Regions from separate parts of the Homo sapiens genome. Here all the other regions are linked to region 1. Evidence: chromatin contacts called from ENCODE Hi-C or POLR2A ChIA-PET data. All regions are on one chromosome and are shown on one strand. Each heading gives the region's core, a stretch centred on a gene start or an enhancer-like site at or near the end of the contact. The rest is flanking DNA. Distances are from core to core; before and after follow the strand shown.

What was found. A loop is a pair of places that touch in the nucleus more often than their neighbours do. ChIA-PET counts read pairs that join two places held with the same protein, here RNA polymerase II (POLR2A). Pooled maps may share reads with other maps.
Region 2: a map of B cell shows a loop between it and region 1 (15-fold over the local background). The contact joins the enhancer-like site here to the promoter of HACL2 in region 1. A Hi-C loop is called at or near these places in 2 of 168 maps with a recorded cell type or tissue (B cell and naive thymus-derived CD4-positive, alpha-beta T cell), 6 of 37 single-sample maps with no recorded cell type and 14 of 50 pooled maps. POLR2A ChIA-PET finds 5 or more read pairs at or near these places in 3 of 52 experiments (A673, HCT116 and naive thymus-derived CD4-positive, alpha-beta T cell).
Region 3: a loop to region 1 is called in a pooled map, with 7 times the contacts of the local background. The contact joins the promoter of ADGRE2 here to the promoter of HACL2 in region 1. A Hi-C loop is called at or near these places in 1 of 37 single-sample maps with no recorded cell type and 3 of 50 pooled maps. POLR2A ChIA-PET finds 5 or more read pairs at or near these places in 1 of 52 experiments (CD4-positive, alpha-beta T cell).
Region 4: a loop to region 1 is called in a map of CD8-positive, alpha-beta T cell, with 7 times the contacts of the local background. The contact joins the promoter of WIZ here to the promoter of HACL2 in region 1. A Hi-C loop is called at or near these places in 7 of 168 maps with a recorded cell type or tissue (CD8-positive, alpha-beta T cell, ascending aorta, dorsolateral prefrontal cortex and 3 more), 8 of 37 single-sample maps with no recorded cell type and 22 of 50 pooled maps. POLR2A ChIA-PET finds 5 or more read pairs at or near these places in 4 of 52 experiments (H1, HCT116, PC-9 and 1 more).

Annotation. Positions count from the first base shown.
Region 1 is chr19:15,122,855-15,127,667 of GRCh38, reverse strand. It overlaps HACL2 (2-hydroxyacyl-CoA lyase 2), which reads left to right and starts at 1,882. Exons shown (of 16, transcript NM_006844.5): 1 at 1,882-2,012; 2 at 2,599-2,743; 3 at 4,092-4,293; 4 at 4,425-4,552; 5 at 4,638-4,776. The coding sequence starts at 2,609. It overlaps ILVBL-AS1 (ILVBL antisense RNA 1), which reads right to left and starts at 3,508. Exons shown (of 3, transcript NR_186314.1): 1 at 3,443-3,508; 2 at 3,163-3,204; 3 at 1,494-1,741. RefSeq lists silencers at 1,739-1,808, 2,379-2,428 and enhancers at 2,029-2,118, 1,613-2,376, 2,377-3,142.
Region 2 is chr19:15,553,626-15,558,438 of GRCh38, reverse strand. No RefSeq gene overlaps it. Among named protein-coding and RNA genes, the nearest start is that of CYP4F22, 48 kb to the right of the region's middle. RefSeq lists an enhancer at 1,967-2,106 and a silencer at 2,567-2,626. Within about 2 kb of position 1,943, at least 11 of the 41 ENCODE cell types and tissues checked have a DNase peak (open chromatin) inside an H3K27ac peak, as active enhancers do; they include HCT116, where a contact is called at or near this core.
Region 3 is chr19:14,777,163-14,781,975 of GRCh38, reverse strand. It overlaps ADGRE2 (adhesion G protein-coupled receptor E2), which reads left to right and starts at 3,416. Exons shown (of 21, transcript NM_013447.4): 1 at 3,416-3,719.
Region 4 is chr19:15,447,794-15,452,606 of GRCh38, reverse strand. WIZ (WIZ zinc finger) reads left to right here and starts at 2,651. Exons shown (of 13, transcript NM_001371589.1): 1 at 2,651-2,809; 2 at 4,240-4,504. The coding sequence starts at 4,300. MIR1470 (microRNA 1470) reads right to left here and starts at 3,059; the gene lies at 2,999-3,059. It overlaps RASAL3 (RAS protein activator like 3), which reads left to right. Exons shown (of 18, transcript NM_022904.3): 17 at 499-562; 18 at 669-983. The coding sequence ends at 812. RefSeq lists an enhancer at 152-221 and silencers at 2,627-2,756, 2,807-2,926, 3,277-3,386.

The sequences.
Region 1 (4,813 bases), core at 633-3,132:
CCCCAAAGATCTCGAGAGAGTGTATGGCCCCACTGATGCCTCCATGCTGAATTTCTGGCCTCCCGAAGTGTAAGAGAATTAATTCCTGTTGTTTCAAGCCACCCAATTTGTGGTAATGTGTTATGGCCATCAAAGGAAATTAATAAAACACCTCAGGGCCTTTGCATGTGCCATCTTCTCTACCTGGATTACTCTTTCTCCAGATCCTTGTGGGGCCCATGTCCTCACTTCCTCCTGGTCTCTCTGCTCAACTGTCACCTCCTTAGAGAGTCCTTCTGCTTGTCCTAAGAGAGGCCCTTACTGTATCCCTCTAACTCAATAATTTGTTGCACTTCTCTTTAAATTTCGATCAATTTAGATACATGGTATTTGTTTCCTCCCCTGCCCCACACCCACCCCCTTTTTTTTAGAGACAGGGTCTTGCTCTGTTGCCCCAGCTGGAGTGCAGTGGCACGATCACAGCTCACTGTAGACACAACCTCTTGGGTTCAAGCAATCCTCCCTTCTCAACCTCCCAAGCAAAAGGGATAACAAGCACGTGCCACCATACTCAGCTAATTTTTTTTCTTTTAAAAAAAATTTTTTTTAGACAGAGTCTTGCTCTGTTTCCCAGGCTGGAGTGCAATGGCGTGATCTCAGCTCACCGCAACCTCCACCTCCCGGGTTCAAGCGATTCTCCTGGCTAAGTTTGTTTGTTTGTTTGTTTTTTGGAGAGACTGGGTCTCACTTTTTGGCCCCGGTTGGTCTCAAATTCCTGGCCTCAAGCGATCCTCCTGTCTTGGCCTCCCAAAGTGCTGGGATTACACACATGGACCACCATGCCAGGCTTGTTTCCCTTTTTAAAAAAATCACTTGTCCTCTGTGTATATTTGTTTCAGGGACTGTTGAATAATCCAGCTTTCGGCTGAGAAGCTTTTTGGACATTTGCCTAGTGACAATCTTTCTTTATCTGGGGAGAGATTGGTCAGATAATTAGTCTTGGAGCATGTTAAAGCTTTGTCTCCCAAGAAAGAATTTACATCTATTACAACATCTTTCTCTCTCTCTGGAAAATTGTATCCTTGTTATTAAGACTTTTTTTTTCTTTTTTAGCTTTACAGAAAAGCTGCAAAGATAGCAAGATAATTTTTGTCTACTCTTTATCCAGCTTCCCTGAATGCTAACATCTTATATAACCATAATACATTTACTGAAACAAAAAGATTAACACTGGTTCATTACTACTAACTCAACTCCAAACTTTATTTGGATTTCACCAACTTTATCCACAAATTTGTCCTTTTTTTGATTCCTGGATCCAGTCCAGGGTACTATATTGAATTTAGTTGTCACAGCTCCTTTCCCTCCTCTAGTCTGTGGCAGTGCCTCAGTCTTTGTTTTTCATGACCTTGACAGTTTTGTAGAGGTCTGGTTAGGCATTTTGTAGAATGTGACTCAGTGTGAATTTCCTTTGCTTACTACTATACCTATTATACAAAAAATATACACATATATATATATACATGCACAAATATTTATTTATAGTGTGGAAAATATACATAACATAAAATTTACCATTTTTTAAGTATTATTATTATTTTGTGAGACATGGTCTTGCTCTGGTACGGCCCCGCTGGTGTGGAAAGCGAGCTGTGTTCGGAGGGCCTGAACCTACGGGCTTCCACCGTGGGGCCAATGGAAAGCTGCGGAAGGTGGGCCCCCAAAGGTCTGGGCTCCTGAAGCCGCTGAGGGGCGTGGCCTCCTGGTTTTAAAACATAAAATGGGTGTGAGGTCTGCAGTGCGAGCCAATGAAAGGCAAGGGGAGGCGGGGTCTATGAGGGAGGCGGCCAGTAGAGGCAAGGCTCTTTCGGGTGGCCCCGGAGCGGGGCTCCGACTGTGCGCATGCGCATCGGGCCGGACTACGGGGCGCCGCTGAGCCAAGTGGGCCACCCGGGCACGGCCACGCTCCCGGGTCACGTGACACGGAGGGGGCCGAATTCTGCTGGAGGCAGCGCCATATCCTGGAGGTGAAGGTGAATAGCGTCGGGGGTCGAGCTGGTGTGGGAGAACCACATCCTGATGCGATGTGACCTCGACCCAGCCTGGCCCGGGGTCGGGGATCAGGCTCGGGCCCGTGCGCTCTTTAAGGGAGAGGCGTGGGTTGCGTGGAGGGTCGCGCCCGCTAACCCGGGGGCGTGACCTCGTGCCTCTTGGTGACGTAACATGGGGCGGGCTCACTACTGGGGCTGAGATTTGGGGTCCGGTTGTGGAAAGAGAGGCGGGGCTTCCGCCTGTCCATTGACAAGTAGGTAAGTGGAAGATAACTGTGTGGTGCTGTCGTCGCCACCTTGACTTGTGGTGGCTAGTTTGGGTGGGAGTGGTGGTGATGTAAAGGACTGGGGCTAGCCCCGCGAGGGGCGTGACCTTGTCACGGAGAGGCATGGCTTCACCCCGAGCCTAGGCGCACAAAGGGCGTGGTCTGGCAGGGTTGGGGGCGTGGCCGCACAGAAACTGGCGGCAAGGGTCGTGGCCCTGGATCCTGCTGCGAGAAGGGGCGCGATTTCTTCCGGAGAGGTTCCCTGTCGCGCCCAAGTCTGGGAAGTGCCCTTTCTCTCTTAGGTACCACCTCATGGAGACCCCCGCGGCCGCCGCCCCCGCTGGGAGCTTATTCCCCTCCTTCCTGCTCCTGGCCTGCGGGACGCTGGTGGCCGCCTTGCTGGGCGCCGCTCACCGCCTGGGGCTCTTCTATCAGCTGCTGCACAAGGTGCGGGGCACAGAATGGGAGGTGGGCTGGGGGCAGTCAAAGAGGGAGGGGCCTCGTGGTGCTGCTTCCAGCTCACTCATTGTGCAGGGTGGGAAAGCGAGCCCCGACTAGTCCAGAGGGACTGGTAAGAGGTTCTGTCCAGGGCCCTGTCTCCATTGCCACGCTGTGTATGGAGGCCTGGACTTTGCCACTGGTAAGAGAGAACACGGAAGCTGCCGCTGCCGGGGCACTCGCACCCCACCTACCTCCTTCCCCAGTGACTCTTTTCACAGAACAGATGGACAGCACTCTGTGCTCCCTAACCTGGATGGGATAAATGGGGCAGAGGGCAGGCTCCAGCGAGGGGGTGGCAGTGACAGTTTCATAACAGTTGCCCTCTGCTGAGCTCAGTACTGTAGACTTTCTTACCTACCCCTTACCTTTTCCTTGAAAGTAGGTGCTGTTCTTTCTGTCTTCATTTTCTGCAAGAGGAAGCTGAGGCTCAGAGAGATTGTGTGGTGGTTTGCCCTAGGTGACATGTTTGGAGAGAGCTGACCCCACAGGTGTCCCCCTAAACTCCTTGCACCTCTGTTTGAAATTTACCCCTTCTCCAGACCCCTTCCTCAACCCTTTCTCTCCTAGCAGGGACCAAGCTTGACCTCTCCCTCCCCAAACCCTTCTCTACTGCTTCCTCTGCTAGCCAGGAGTGATGCCACTGACCTTCAGGACTTAGGAGATTTAAAGCAAGCCTTGGATGTGTAGGGCTGTGAGGCAGCTGGAGTTGGGAGGCCTCGGCACAGTCTGTGCCAGCAGCTCACTCCCGTGCCAGGCACATGGTGGCTGGCAGCCTGTCAACTAAGCCCTGGGCCTGTTTAGCGTCCATCAGGAGGGCATCAGGGAGGCTGGGATCAGGAGCCCAGCTGCCAGGCTCTGCAAGGATACTGGAGGGCAGGGAGGAGTCACAGCAGATGGCTCCCTGCCATCTGCTCTGCGTGCGTTGTGCCCCTGGCCAAACCCCCTGGGTTATATAACCCTCTCCTCTCTCCCTGATTGCCCTGCCATCCTGGAGACAGGCAGTGTAACAGTGGGGCACTTAAGAGCGTGGGTTCTATTGAACTTTCAGTCTTACTTGGGCAAGCCTTGATGTCCTCAGCTGTAAGAGGGATGTAATGACAAGAGGATCTGATAAGATGTTATGCCTTGGTTTGAGCCTGGCATGTAGTATAATATATGCCTAACCAAGACCAAGCTTCTCTTGACCTCTCACCCTGCTCCTGCCCCCTTACCTGGGGCAGGGGGATTGCCCCCTTTCCCAGCTGCCCTCTGCCCTGGCCTTTAACTTTATTGCTCCACCTGTCCTTGGGCCCAGGTGGACAAGGCAAGCGTCCGGCATGGCGGAGAGAACGTGGCCGCTGTGCTGAGGGCCCATGGTGTGCGGTTCATCTTCACGCTGGTCGGTGGGCACATTTCCCCGCTGCTGGTGGCCTGTGAGAAACTGGGCATCCGTGTGGTGGACACACGCCATGAGGTCACGGCCGTCTTTGCTGCTGATGCTATGGCCCGCCTGTCCGGTGAGGGCATTGCAGAGAGGGCTGGGGACTGGTTGGACTGTGGGCTAGAGTGTCTGTGAGGGTAGGGGTTTTTCAGAGGTGGAAGAATGGCCAAGAGAGTGGGCATGGCTGTGATGGGCTCTGTGTTCCAGGGACGGTGGGCGTGGCGGCAGTGACAGCAGGCCCTGGCCTCACCAACACGGTGACTGCGGTGAAGAATGCTCAGATGGCTCAGTCCCCAATCCTGCTTCTGGGTGGGGCTGCCAGCACTCTGCTGCAGGTACCCAGTCCTTGGGGGCCAGTGGGGGCCTAGGGGGGCTTGAAGGGCTCATGCGATAACCCTGCCACACCTCTGTCTTTGCCAGAACCGGGGTGCGCTCCAGGCTGTTGATCAGCTGTCCCTTTTCCGGCCACTCTGTAAGTTTTGTGTGTCTGTGCGGAGGGTGCGGGACATTGTGCCCACCCTGAGGGCCGCGATGGCTGCCGCCCAGTCGGGCACCCCAGGTAGGTGGAGGATGGTGATGCTGAGCAGTGCTGGGGC
Region 2 (4,813 bases), core at 694-3,193, 430 kb before region 1:
AAAGTGCTGGGATTACAGGCATGAGCCACCGAGCTTGGCCTGTATATTGTTTTAACCTACTAAGTTTCCTGGTAGTTCAATATACAATAATAGATAATTGAAACAGATATATTTCCCAACAAGTTTGGAGTCATCAAAAAACTGATAATGGACTGGGTGCAGTGACTCAGGCCTGTAATCACAACAGTTCGGGGGGCCAACATAGGCGGATCACTTGAATCCAGGAGTTCCAGTTCAGCCTGGGCAACATGGTAAAACCCCATCTCTACAGAAAATACAAAAAAAAGCATCTGGATGTGGTGGTGGGAGGATTGCTTGACCCCAGGAGACAGAGGTTGCAATGAGTTGAGATTGAGCCACTGCACTCCAGCCTAGGCAACAGAGCAATACCCTGTATCAAAAAAAGAAAAAAAAAAAAAGGCCGGGTGCAGTGGCTCACCCCTGTAATCCCAGCACTGGGAGGCCAAGGTGGGTGGATCATTTGAGGTCAGGAGTTCAAGACCAGCCTGGCCAGCATGGTGAAACCTCATATCTACTAAAAATAACAAAAAAAAAATTAGCCAGGCATGGTGGTGTGCCTGTAATCCCAGCTACTCAGGAAGCTGAGGCAGTAGAATCACTTGAACCCAGGAGGCAGAGGTTGCAGTGAGCCGAGATCATGCCACTGCACTCCAGCCTGGGTGACAGAGTGAGACCCTGTCTCCAAAAAAAAAATTTTTTTAATAAACAAAAAAAACCCGGTAACGTGTGCATAAATGCTTTTATATACATTGGAAAACGTTCATATATATATGAACGTTTTTTAATTTTTAAAAACTGAAAAAAGAGCACACCAAACTGCTGGGCCAGAGGTAGAAGCAGAAGCAGAAAGCGGAAGAATTTCCCTTTCAAATTTTACACTTATAACTTATTCCCTGCTCCTTCCATGTCCTTGAGGAGGGAGGAGGCTGTCAGGAGAGGAGTGAGCACCCAGCTTGTGGTCAGACAGCCCATAGTCAAAGCCAGGCTCTGCCACTCCCTCACTGCCGTGTGACCTTGGGCAAGTGATTTGCCCTCTCTGAGCCTCACATTCATCGTTGGTAAAAAAAATAAATAAAAGCGCACACTGACAGGCTTCTGGGGATTGGAGGAACCAGCACACATGTGTGTCTTAATTTGGGTTCCCTGGAACTAGACCTTAATACAAGGAGTTGAGTGCAAATCCTCTATCAGGAGGGTGACCATAAGACAAGAGTTCAACTGCCTGTTGTTTCTTTGGGAGGTGATCCCTGGAAACACAATTAGGGCAATGGAGAAGAGGGATGGGGAAGGGAAGGCAGCAGCAGTTAAAGGGACCTTTATTGAGGAAGTTTCCACTGTGGGTAGCTAGGGCTCAGCCCTGCCTAGTACCTCAGGGAGACAGAATAGAACATGCACCTCCCAGAACAAGGGAGTCTTCACCCCCAGAGAGAGGGAGCTGGGGTATTTATCCACCAATACCCACCAGTCATTACTGACAGCTTCCTCCAAGGGCATGATTTCTCCAGAATGTCCTGCCTGCACCGCACAGGTCAGACCTGGGGACAGAGGCAAGGGCTCTGACAGTGGCTCCAGCCATGAGCAGGAACACAGCCTGGTGTGTGTGGATAGTTACAGTGACTCAGTGAGTGGAGTTCTCCTCTCCTCTCCTTCCAACACACCCATCCATATGCGCACACACAGTCACACCGACACATACACGTTTACACACACTCGTGTGCACACTACAACACATGCACACACTGTTACCCAAATGCACCCAAACACATACGCGGTCACACATGCACGCTCAAACGTGCACGGACACAAAATTGAACGAATAGAGAATGGATCTCCAAATTGTCCAGCAGAGGGAGCGTTCTTCACACTCAGGAGGAAGGAGGTCCCACAGCCGCCAGCGACAGGACCAGACTTCGGTGTTTTGAGAATTACACTTGCAGTACGTGTAACAGGGCTCCGGGGACCCAGGGACCTTACTCCTCCCCTTCTCATTCTCATTTATTCACCCTCGTGGCCCTTGGCGGAAACTCAGTGTGCATTACAAGCATGATGATACCGGACTATTCGCATGACAAGAAAAAGCCGAGGTGCAGAGAGGGACAGTCACGTGCCCAAGGCCGCCCCTAGGAAGGAAGAGCCTAGATTGAGCCCACATATGTCGGATCTCAAGGCTAACTTCGTTTGCTAGTGGATGGCGAGGTTGCGCCGAAAAGGGCCCAGGAGATGTTTGGCAAAGGATGCGCTCTTGGAGACCCTCGGTTGGGAGGGGGGTGTAGGAGAGGCAGCACCTGCAAGATCCGGGTGGCTCACGTAGGGTCTGGGACTGTCTGTTTCCCATTCAGCCCCGGAGTACGTCGAACAGGGGATCCCGGCCGACGACCCCAGCACAGGCCACCGGGGGGCGCCCCAGGACACACGCCGCTGCTACTGCCTCTCGCACAGCCAGCCCCGCTTTAGCTCATCTCCTCCCCGCTCCAACTCTAGCCCAACCCCCGTCGACGCCCCCTTCTACGCTACGTGGCTAGGGATCTAGACCAGGACTGGGAGCCTGAGGGGTGGGGCAGAAGAGGACTCAGCGCCAGCGCTGAGGCCGCACCGAATGATCTTGGGTAAGTCACTTCATTCGGGGGCTCAGTTTCTACCTCTGTTAAACGGAATAATAAAAAGTGATCTTACAAGTCAGTATGAGGATTAAATGGGAATATATGGAAAGAGCACACAGGAAGCACTCAATCAAAAAAAAAAGTTTTGTTTTTGTTTTTCAGACCGAGTCTCGCTCTGTCACCCAGGCTGGAGTGCAGCGGCACTATCTTGGCTCACTGCAACCTCCGTCTCCCGGGTTCAAGCGATTCTCCTGTCTCGCCCTACCGAGTAGCTGGGACTACAGGCGCGTGCCACCACTCCCGTCTGATTTTTTTTTTATTTTTAGTAGAGACAGTGTTTCACCGTGTTAGCCAGGATGATCTCAATCTCCTGACCTCGTGATCCGCCCGCCTCGGCCTCCCAAAGTGCTGGGATTACAGGAGTCAGCCACCGCGCCCTGCCCTAATTTTTTGTATTTTAAGTAGAGATGGAGTTTCACCATGTTGGCCAGGCTGGTCTGGAACTCCTCGCCTCAACTGATCCGCCCACCCCGGCGTCCCAAAGTGCTGGGATTACAGGTGTGAGCTACCACGCCTGGCCTCATAATTGTTAGGTTAACTTTGGAGACCACCCCCAGGGCTCCCTTAAGCCCTTACTCCATACACACACACACACACACACACACACACACACGCGCGCGCGCGCGTGCGCGCACACACACACGCACACATGAGATCTCACCCAGTCTTAAAGTTTTGCTTTCTTTTCTGTTTTTTTTTTTTTGTTTTTTTTTTTTTGTTTGTTTTGGTTCTCCAGTTCATGGTTTTTAATTAGCAGAACTGTTGCCTTTGGGACTGGATAATTACTTGTTTTATTGAGCTAGGTATCCTTTGTCTTGTAGAATGTTTAGCAGAGTGCTGGGTCCCTACCCTCTAGACGCAAATAGTAACCACCGGTTGTGACAACCAAAAATGTTTCCAAATAACAACGAATGTCATCTGGTAGGAAAAATCACCCCCATTTGAAATCGCTTCACTAGCTTTTGGAAAAATATATAAAATATTTATACTAAGGCTTCCCAAATATACATGCCCAACCCAAAACTCTTGAATTGGAGAACCGTTTATTCGACTGACATGTCCAATTCCTCTGAACCAAAACTGACATCCTGACATCTCCCACAAAACAACTTACTCCACTCAGCATTCCCCACGTCAGCTGATGGCAGTTCCATTTTTCCAGATGTTCAAGCCCAAACCTAGTGTCCCCCACTTCTTTCAAACTTCACGTTTTATCCACCACCAAGCCTGACAGCACTGCCTTTGTGAACAGTCACTCCTCCTTGGAATCCAATTGCTCTTGATCACATCTAAAGACCCCGGCTTGGTTGAAGCCACCATCATGTCTCACCTGGACGAATGCAGTCACCCCTAACTGATCTGCCTAGTCCCATCTTTGCTCACACTGTCTCTGTTTAACAGAGCACACAAAGTCCTGTGGAAGTCCTGGCATGGTGGCTCACACCTGTAATTCCAGCACTTTGGGAGGCTGAGGTGGGAGGATCGCTTGAGACCAGGAGTTCAAGACCAGCCTGGGCAACATGGTAAGACCCCCGTCTCGATAACAAATACAAAGCTTAGCTGGGCATGGTGGTGTGTGCCTGTGGTCCCAGCTACTCAGGAGGCTGAGGCAGGAGGATCGTTTGAGCCCAAGGAGGCCAAGGCTGCAGTGAGCTATGGTTGCACCCCTGCACACCAGCCTGAGCAACAAAGCATGACCCTGTCTCAAAAAAAAAAAAAAAAAAGTTCGTATGACAAAGCTTGTCCCTCCTCTGCTCAGAACTCCCCATTTCTGTCACAAAAAAAGTCACAGAAAAGGCCCTGTGTGAATTTACTTCTTTCTTTACTTATTTATCATTTATCATATCTCCTCCCTAGAGGTAAACTCTGGGAACCTAGGGCTCAAACAGTGCCTGTCTCACGGCAGATTGCCCAAGAAATATTTGGTAAATTAATTTTTTTTTTAGACAGAATCTCACTCTGTCGCCCAGGCTGGAGTGCAGTGGCACAATCTCGGCTCACTGCAACCTCCACCTCCCAGGTTCAAGCGATTCTCCTGCCTCAGCCTACTGAGTAGCTGGGATTACAGGCACCCGCCATCAAACGTGGCTAATTTTTGTATTTTTTAGTAGAGACAGGGTTTCACCATGTTG
Region 3 (4,813 bases), core at 2,167-4,666, 350 kb after region 1:
GTCTTCTTGCATATGTTTGTATCCTGAAACCAAATCTTTTATTATCTTTGTATCTCAGCTTTTTTGCAAGGTGGCTTTTTCCTATGGGGCTTTGGAGACTTTTTCAAGATTCTAGTATGGAATCTGTCATGCTGCAATTTAAGATTTTTTTCTCCTGACTTCACTCAGTTTTTAAATTTAAAAAAGGAGTGTGGCTAGGCATGGTGGCATGCACCTGTAACCCCAGCATTTTGGGAGGCTGAGGTGGGCGGATCACTTGAGGGTCAGGAGATCGAGACCAGCCTGGCCAACATGGTGAAACCCCGTCTCTACTAAAAAATTAGCTGGGCGTGGTGGTGTGTGCCTGTAATCCCAGCTTCTAGGGAGGCTGAGGCAGGAGAATTGCTTGAAGCTGGGAGGCGGAGGTTGCAGTGAGCCGAGATCTCGCCACTGCACTCTAGCCTGGGTAACAGGGCAAGATTCCGTCCCCCTCACACACACACAAAAAAAGTGAAAAGTTAGCCAGGCATGGCAACATATGCCTGTAGTCCCAGCTACTTGGTAGGCTGAGGCAGGAGGATCACATAAGCCCAGGACGTGCAGGTTGCCTGAAGCCATAATTGTGCCACCGCCACTGTGCTCCAGCGTGGGCAACAGAGACCCTGTCTCTAAAATAATAACAATAAATTATACTAATATAATTAATAATACCATTATTATTGTTGGTTGGATAATCTTGGGTTGCTTCTTTTTTTTTTTTTTTTTTTTTTGAAACGGAGTCTGGCTCTATCGCCCAGGCTGGAGTGCAATAACGCGATCTCAGCTCACTGCAACCTACATCTCCTGGGCTCAAGCAATTCTCCTGCTTCAGCCTCCCAAGCAGCTGGGATTACAGGTAATCTTGGGTTACTTCTTAGCTGAGCAACCTGGGGCCAGGGGCCCCAAACCCCCAGGTTCCAGTTCCCCTTTTGACAAATGAGGACCATGTTCGCACCCCCCATCATTGCAGAGGTTGTCCAGAAGCTGCAAAATAGGTCAGCAGGACTGAGACTTCTGGACAAAGAGAAGGCGGAGAAACATAGGCAGACACCCCGGCAGGGACCAGATCAGCGAGGCTGAAGGAGGCTTCCTTTAGCTGGGCGGCAGCGGAGTGGAGTGGCAGGAGTACTACTAATTTGCATGGTTTACCATATAGGGCCCCACTCAGCACAGGCTCTGTGCTGGTGCTCTGCAGAGAAAAAGACAAAAGTCACTCAGGGGGCTGACAGCCTAATGCGGCTCGAGGGCAGATGGTTGCTAGGGAAGAAGGGAGATGGTGAGAAGTATTGGAGAGACTCAAGAAAGCCGCCAGGAATGGTGACTCACGCCTGTAATCCCAACGCTTTGGGAGGCTGAGGCGCGTGGATCATTTGAGGACAGGAGTTCGAGACCAGCCTGGCCAACATGGTGAAACCCTGTCTCCACTAAAAATACAAAAATTATCTAGATGCGATGGCAGGTGCCTATAATCCCAGCTACTCGGGAGGCTGAGGCAGGAGAATTGCTTGAACCCGGGAGGCAGAGATTGCAGTGAGACGAGATAGCACCACTGCACTCCGGCTTGGGTGACAGAGCAAGACTTCGTCTCAGAAAAAAGTAATAATAAATAATAATAATAATAATAAAATAAAAATTTAAAAAGAATGTTTCAGGCCGGGCATTGTGGTTCACGCCTGTAATCCCAGCACTTTTGGGATGCCAAGGCAGGCAGATCACTTGAGGCCAGAAGTTCGAGACCAGCCTGACCAACATAGCGAAACTCCATCTCTGCTAGAAATACAAAAATTAGCCAGGCGTGGTGGCTTGCACCTGTAATTCCAGATACTTGGGAGGCTGAGGCAGGAGAATCTCTTGAACCCAGGAGGCAGAGGTTGCTGTGAGCTGAGATCACATCACCACACTCCAGCCTGGGTGACAGAGCGAGACTCTGTCTCAAAATAAATAAATGAATGAACAAATAAATAAAATAAAATAAAAATACAAAAATTAGCCAGGTGTGGTGGTGGGCACCTGTAGTCCGAGCTACTCTGGAGGCTGAGGCAGGAGAATCGCTTGAACCCGGGAGGCGGAGGTTGCAGTGAGTCGAGATGGCGCCACTGTACTCCAACCTGGGCAACACCAGAGTCTGTCTCTAAAATACAGTAAAATAAAATTAAATTAAGAAGAGTCGATGATCACCATGAAGGGGTGTAGGGACAATCCCTGGCATCAGGAAGTGCCACTACCTCCCTGAGATTCTGCAGACGCCAGCTGTCTGACCTGCCCGTCTGATCTGCAGAGAAGGGACGTTGAGCCCTGGGGTTCTAGCTGGAGTTTCTGGCTTTCTGAGAAAAAAAAGGCAAAATCCCTCCAGACCTGGTCTGGCCCTCTCTCCTTCCAGCTTCTGCTGGTGTTCACTCCCCTCCCCCACAGCCCAGGCCACCCCCACAGGAGCCCGGGACAGGAAGGGGTAAATTCTAGGACTGTGGATGTTTGATTATTCCCAGGACAATAGTTCTCTGACTTCAGTCATTAGTGACTTTTTTCTCCATCGCTGCAATCTCCCCCTTTGAACAACTGAACTATATTTTCCTTAGCATTCATCACTTCTGCATCTTGAATTTACTCATGTAACAAGGAGACTTGATTTCGGCATCCTCACTGAAAAACCCTCCTCATTGCCCCAGATAGTAGGGAAACCTAAAAATAAATATAAATATGAGGAACACAAAACCAAGTCCTTGAATTCTGGCTGGATACAGACACCTGCTAAGCCTCAGGGTCACGGAGGCGCTAAAGACATGTTAGTGCCCAGTGGAGACTTTCCCCTGGGCTCATCGCAGGGACTCCAGGGCTGGGCTGCCGGCCTGTGGATCTGAGTCTCAGCTGGGTGAGTCACTTGTGCCTCAGTTTCCTCCTCTGTCAAATGGGAATGACAACATCATTGCAGATGTTTTAAGGAGTAAATGAGTTAATATAGATTAAAAAAAAAAAGCACTTAGGACCAGACCTGGTACAAATTAAGTGCTCCATAAATAATAGCATTTTCTTGGCAGGATAGCGAGATCTCGTCTCTACAAAAAAAAAAAACACTTAAGGAGAAAACTAGCCAGACGTGATGGTGCACAGCTGTAGTCCCAGCTCCTCAGGAGGCTGAGGCAGGAGGATCCCTTGAGCCCTGAAGTTTGAGGCTGCAGTGAGCTGTGATGGTGACCCTGCACTCCAGCCTGGGTGACAGAGTAAGATCTCTTAAAAATATATATAGCGTTTTAAAAAATGATTACGTACCTCAAGAGACAAGCTAATCATATGATTTATCCAGAAAGGAAAGAACCCTCCTATCACATGATTCTCTGTTGATTAACGAAGTGCCCAGGGGCCTCTGAAATATAAGTTTCCCACAGGAGGAAACTGGCTTAGAAAGACCAGAAAGATCCGGGGGGTCTGCTCTGTGCGGTGAAGCTTCTCTTCTTGGCACCTGCCTGGCATCGGAAGAGGGCCCCTTCTCCCTCCCTGGGCTTTTATGTGGACACTGTAATGCCTCAGTTTTCTTTCTTTCTTTTTGTTTTTGACACAGGGTCTCACTCTATCACCCAAGCTGGAGTGCAGTGGCACCATCTTAGCTCACCGCAGCCTCAAACTCCCCAGCTCGGGTGATTCTTCCTGCCTCAGCCTCCTGAGTAGTAGCAGCTGGGACCACAGACGTCTGCCACCAAGCCCAGGTAATTTTTTTTCTTTTTGAAGAAACAGAGCTTTGCCATGTTGCCCAGGCTGGTCTCAAACTCCTGAGCTCAAGCGATCCTCCTGCCTCGGCCTCCCAGAGTGCTGGGATCACAGGTGTGGAGAAATAGGAACGCTTTTACACTGTTGGTGGGAATGTAAATTAGTTCAACCATTGTGGAAGATAGTGTGGTGATTTCTCAAGGATCCAGAACTAGAAATACCATTTGACTCAGCGATCCCATTGCTGGGTATATACCCAAAGGATTATAAATCATGCTACTATAAAGACATATGCACATGTATGTTTATTGCGGTACTATTCACAATAGCAAAGACCTGGAATCAACCCAAATGTCCATCAATGATAGACTGGATTAAGAAAGTGTGGCACATATACACCAGGGAATACTATGCAGCTATAAAAAAGGATGAGTTCATGTCCTTTGCAGGGACACAGATGAAGCTGAAAACCATCATTCTCAGCAAACTAACACAGAAACAGAAAACCAAACACCACATGTTCTCACTCATAGGTGGGAACTGAGCAATGAGAACACCTGGACACAGGGCGGGAAACATCACACACTGGGGCCTGTCGGGGGGTGGGGGCCTGGGGGAGGGATTGCATTAGGAGAAATACCTAATGTAAATGACGAGTTGATAGGTGCAGCAAGCCAACATGGCACATGTATGCCTATGTATCAAACCTGCTCGTTGTGCACATGTACCCTAGAACTTAAAGTCTAAAAAATTTAATTAATTAATTAATTAATTAATTTAAAAAGAAAGAAAGAAACCGAGCTTCGCCATGTTGCCCAGGCTGGTCTCAAACTCCTGAGCTCAAGCGATCCTCCTGCCTCGCCCTCCCAGAGTGCTGGGATCACAGGCGTGAGCCTCTGTACCTGGCCTCAGTTTCCTCATCTGGAAAACAGCAGGGGAAGATACTGCCAGCTGGGACGCAGGCTCTGCCAACTCTGGCATGCCAAAGCTCTGGGCACAGGGTGAGCCCTACCAAAGTGGGAGCCCAGAGCTATTTCTGACAAGGCCCCTGCGTGCCTGCCCAGGGAAGAGCCAAGTGGCCCCAGGCGAGACC
Region 4 (4,813 bases), core at 1,402-3,901, 320 kb before region 1:
TAGATCTGACCAGGCCCTCCCCCCCCCCCCCAAACCACGCCTAGCACGGCCAAGCCCCACCCTGGCCCCGCCCCAATAAGTCTGTCCAGGCCCTGCCTCTTGGCAAGCCCCGCCCCCAGGTGGACCCACCCAACGAAGGTCGGCCTAGGACCCTGGCAGATTCTCTCATCCAGGCCCCACCCCTCCATCAGCCCCTCCCAACCTGGCTGGGCCGGGCACTGAGATATCTCAGCCTGGGCACTCCCTCCAGCTCAGTCACGACCCCACCCAGGACTGGCCAAACCCCACCTCCAAGGGATGATTGATAGGTCCTGTCATTCCAACCATTCCCGTCTCTGGTCCGACCCTTCTTCAAGCATATTTAGGCCCCGCCCCTCAGTCTGGACAAGCTCCGCCTCCACTCCAAGCTCCGCCCCCGGAGTCCCTGGCACTCCCACCAGGAGCTGGAAGGGACTTCCTTAGCCTCTGCCCTTCGCCCCAATCCCCCGACCCCCACAGGAGCTCAGAGTTTGATTCAGAGCACAACCTAACAAGCAATGAAGGGCACAGTCTGAAAAACCTGGTGAGATTGCCATCTGAGCCCTGGGGCAGGTCTGGGCGGTGGAGGAGCAAGGGTTGCGGTGCAGCCCTCTCCTGGTTTCTGAACCCCATCACCACTGCCTCCCCAGGAGCACCGCCTAAATGAGATGGAGAGAACTCAGGCTCAGCTGAGGGATGCTGTCCAGAGCCTGCAGCTTTCTCCAAGGACGCGGGGGTCTTGGAGTCAACCCCAGCCCCTCAAAGCACCCTGCCTCAATGGAGACACCACCTGAGCTGCCCATCCTGCCTCATCACACGTGGTCTGGGAGCAGAGAGATAGCCATCTTAGGGGGGGTGTCTGACTTTGCCTTAGCCCTACTTGGCCTACAGTGGGGAGTGGAGCTGCTGGTCCCAACCACTCTGGCAGTATGAAGTTGCCCAGTAAAATCTTGATTTCAGTGAAATTGGTGGTTTCTTTGCCCACTAAGAATTGCCAATTCTTAGGCATTTGCCCCGCAAGCCCTATTCATCTCTCCCAAATTCTCCCCTAATTAGAAGTCTCATGGAGAGGGCCATGTACACAAGTTCTCACCAGCTGTGTGACCTTAGACCTTCATTCTCTTAAGAGCCCGTTTTCTTATCTGTGAAATGGACGTAAAGTTCCCTACACAGTGAGAGGACCCATAGTTAAAGGCATTCGATAAAAGGTATTCACCATTGTTATAGGCAGCACCTGCTTCTCAATGAAGCATGGATTCCACCCCTGGCAACCTCCCAATCCCACAGTGAGAGCATCTTCCTAGGCCCTCCTCATGTCACGGAGGCCATGGGTCTGGGAGGCGGATAAAGGAAGGGGGTCAGGTGTGGAGATGGTTGGATACTGTGTATGAATGATTGGGTAAATGAGTCATTCAAATCATGGGTGAGTGGATGGGTGAGGGGTAGAGTGGGTGGAGCAAACGGCAGACGGATAGGTTAGCATTTGCTGGATGTTTGACCTGGTAGGTGAGTAGCTGGGTAGTTGGTTAACCAGGTTGGGTATGTCTGCCTAGAAAAGGCCTGGTTCATAGTAAGAAAAAATTTTTTTCAATGTTGTGATTATATATATCATATGTACATATGTTGAGGTCTCCTGAGACGCCTGAGAACTGGGCAGTGGAGAAACAATAATGAACTAGACAGGACTCCTGGCCTCATGGAACTTACATGTTAGTGGAGGGACCAAATCAACAGACAAACTGGTGGATGGATGTTTGGGGGGCTGGGCGGAAAGATGTGTGTGGGGATGGTTGGGTACTTGCTTGGTTGTATGGATAAATGAGTATTTACTTGGGTGCTGGATGAATGGGTGGGTAGATGGGAAGTGAATGGGTGGGTTGAGTGGGTGTTTGGGTGAATTAATAGGTGGTTGGAGGGGTGGGTGGATAGGTGATTAGTTCATTGGATAGGTAGATGAGTGATTGATAGATTGAGGAAGTGGATGAGATAGCTAGGTGGTTAGATATCTGGATACATGGTGGATAAGACAAGACAACAGGCCATGATGTGTGTCTGATGGGGTAGTCCTGGAAGCTGTGATCCTGGGAACTGGGTGGAGAAGGTGACTTAGGACTGAAGACCTAGGGCAACTCTAGGGACATGGAGGTGCTGAAGTCCAGTGTGGATGATTGGGAAGGAGGGAGTGAGCTTGTGGTTGGAAGGTAGCTGATGGGGGGCAGGGGACAAAAGGCTAAAAATTGGCTGGGTGGAGTCTTCAATGACCTATCAATGACCCATCAATGACCCATGGGGGAACTTCTCTGCACCCTCCCCACTCTTTTAGTGCTTTTAGCGAGCCTACCATTGGAAGTACCAGTGGGACGATAAGGAGCCATTGGGGTGTGGGACGACAAGGGTGTTGTCATGGTAACGGGGCCTCTCCCTGGACTCAGGCCGTGCGGGCCCTTTAAGGGTGACCCGCTTGGCCACTCCCAACATGGCGGCGCGCCCGCTGGCCGCCCCCCCCGGGGCGGCGAGGGGGGGGGGGGTGGGGTGGGGGGGGCGCCCCGGACCTCCCCATCATGGCGGCGCGGCGGGGCTGTCGCGCTGAGGTCACGGCGGCGCGCCGGGGGGGCGGGGCGGCGGGGGGAGCGATTTAAAGGGACAATGTCCCCCGAGCGGTGGAGGCGGCGGCGGCTGCGGAGGCCGCGGCACCGGCACCGGGAGCGGCAGCGGCGGTAGCGGCAGCGACGGCCGCACCAAGGAGGGGAGCTCCGAGCCCCGGCACCTGGCCGGCGGCGCCGCCTCCCCGGTGAGGCCCGGCCCGGCCTGGGGAGCCCGCGGGTGGGGCGGAGCCGTAGCGGGGCGGGGGAGGCCCCGGGCCGGGCCGGGCCAGGCGGGACCCCCCGGGGCGGGGGCGGGGGCGGGGCCTTCAGGGGCGGGGCCTGGCCGGGGGCGGGGCCGTGCAGGTGGGGGGAGGGGCGGGGGTCTTGGGGCAGGTGTCCCCCCTACCTCGGCGCGTCCCGCGGGGTCTCCTGCCCCGGGGTGCACGGGCGGAGGGCTCATCCCCCGGACCCTGGACCCCCGAGGAGTGGGCCCGCGCGGCGCAGCCCCCACCTCTGCGACCCCTGGGGGGCGTCCGGGTAGGAGCCCCCTCCCCACGCTGCCAAAGTGCTCCGAAGTTGCGGTCCCGCCCGTTCCCCGCGGGCAGTGCCCACCCAGTGGACAACCGCAGGTGCTTCCTCCGGGCCTGGGTAGGGACCCCCACCAAGACTGCCAGCCCACGGAGGAGCCCCCTGGGAATCCCCAGGCCCCCGAGGGCAGCGCCTGCAACCAGGCCTGGCGCCCCGGCCCCGCCCCGGTTGCCTGGGCCCGGCCTCCCCACCATCTCCCTGGGGAGGGCGCCTCATTCCTGCCCTTCACTTTCCGCCGTTACCTTGAAGGTATTTATAGGTAGAGAGGACAACCCCCGCTCCCCAGGGTCCTCATTTCTGGACCAGGAGCCCTATCGTTTTCTTTCGCCCGAGGACTAGAGCAATCTTGGTTGGGGGGTGGGGGGAATGGAGGAGCCCAAGCTGGGTATGCATGAGGGATAATGTTGGGGAGAAGCGAAAGGGTTAATGCTGGGGTCACTTGAGGCTGTGTGTGTGGAGGGGGGTGAAGGGGTTAATGCTGGAGAACCCTAAGGTCCTGTGTGGGGGAAGGGTTGGAGTGTGGGAAAAGTGCAGGGATCATTGGTATGGGACAACCCAATGGAGAAAAGTAAAGGGGTAATGATGGGAGACTCCTGACGGTGTATAGGATCAGAGTGTACAAGTGGCTGGGATTCTTGCCGAGGAAACGAAGGCATGGCAGTAGGATGTGCGTGTGCATGGATGTGAGGGCAGGACTGGGGAAAGTGCAGCTGTGTGTGAATGAAGGGAGGCGTCTGGAGAAATGGTAAGATTGATGGAAGAAGACCAGGTGGCTGAGTGTGCATGTGTCAATATGGGTAAACTGAGGCAGTGCAGGATCTGTATAAAGGGGAGGAGTTATTGATGGGGAGACGGAGGCATGCTGAGGGTAGGGGCCATTGGGATAGAAGGTGTGTGGAAAAGGTCTGAACACCATTAGCTCCCCTGGGCTGGGAGGTAAACTGAGGCAGTGAGCTGCAAAGTTGAGGACTGAGGTTTTGAGGGATGGGAAACTGAGGCAGATTCCCTTTCCTCCATCCCCTAAGCACTTCCTTCTCTCTATCCCCAGGCCCACAATGCCCCGCTGAGCCGGTGCAGCAGCTGAGTGGATCCAAGCAGAGAAAATCCGATGGAGGGGTCTCTGGCAGGCAGCCTGGCTGCACCAGATCGTCCCCAAGGCCCAGAGAGACTGCCTGGCCCGGCGCCAAGGGAGAACATCGAGGGTGGGGCCGAAGCTGCTGAGGGGGAAGGTGGCATCTTCCGGTCCACCCGTTACCTGCCTGTCACCAAGGAGGGCCCCCGAGACATTCTGGATGGCAGAGGTGGCATCTCTGGTAAGAGAATGGGCCGTGTGGCCCCCAGGGAGCATCCAGCCCATTCCCCAAGGCTCAGAGAGAGTCAAGTCACCCAGCGCAGCAGCGGCTGAGCTGGGATGCTGATTCCGCTTGGGTCCAGAGCCTTTTCTTTGTACTCTGTTTAGTTTCTTATTTGACAGTTGTGAAAACAGGTGTCCTGGGAGCCAGTGACCAGACCAAGGCTCCCCACTGGGTGGTATGGAGCTGGGACTTGAACTCAGGTCAGCCTGGCTTCCTCCTCTGAGCATACTAATTGGGTCCAGAGGCCCATCTCAGCACCCCAGACTC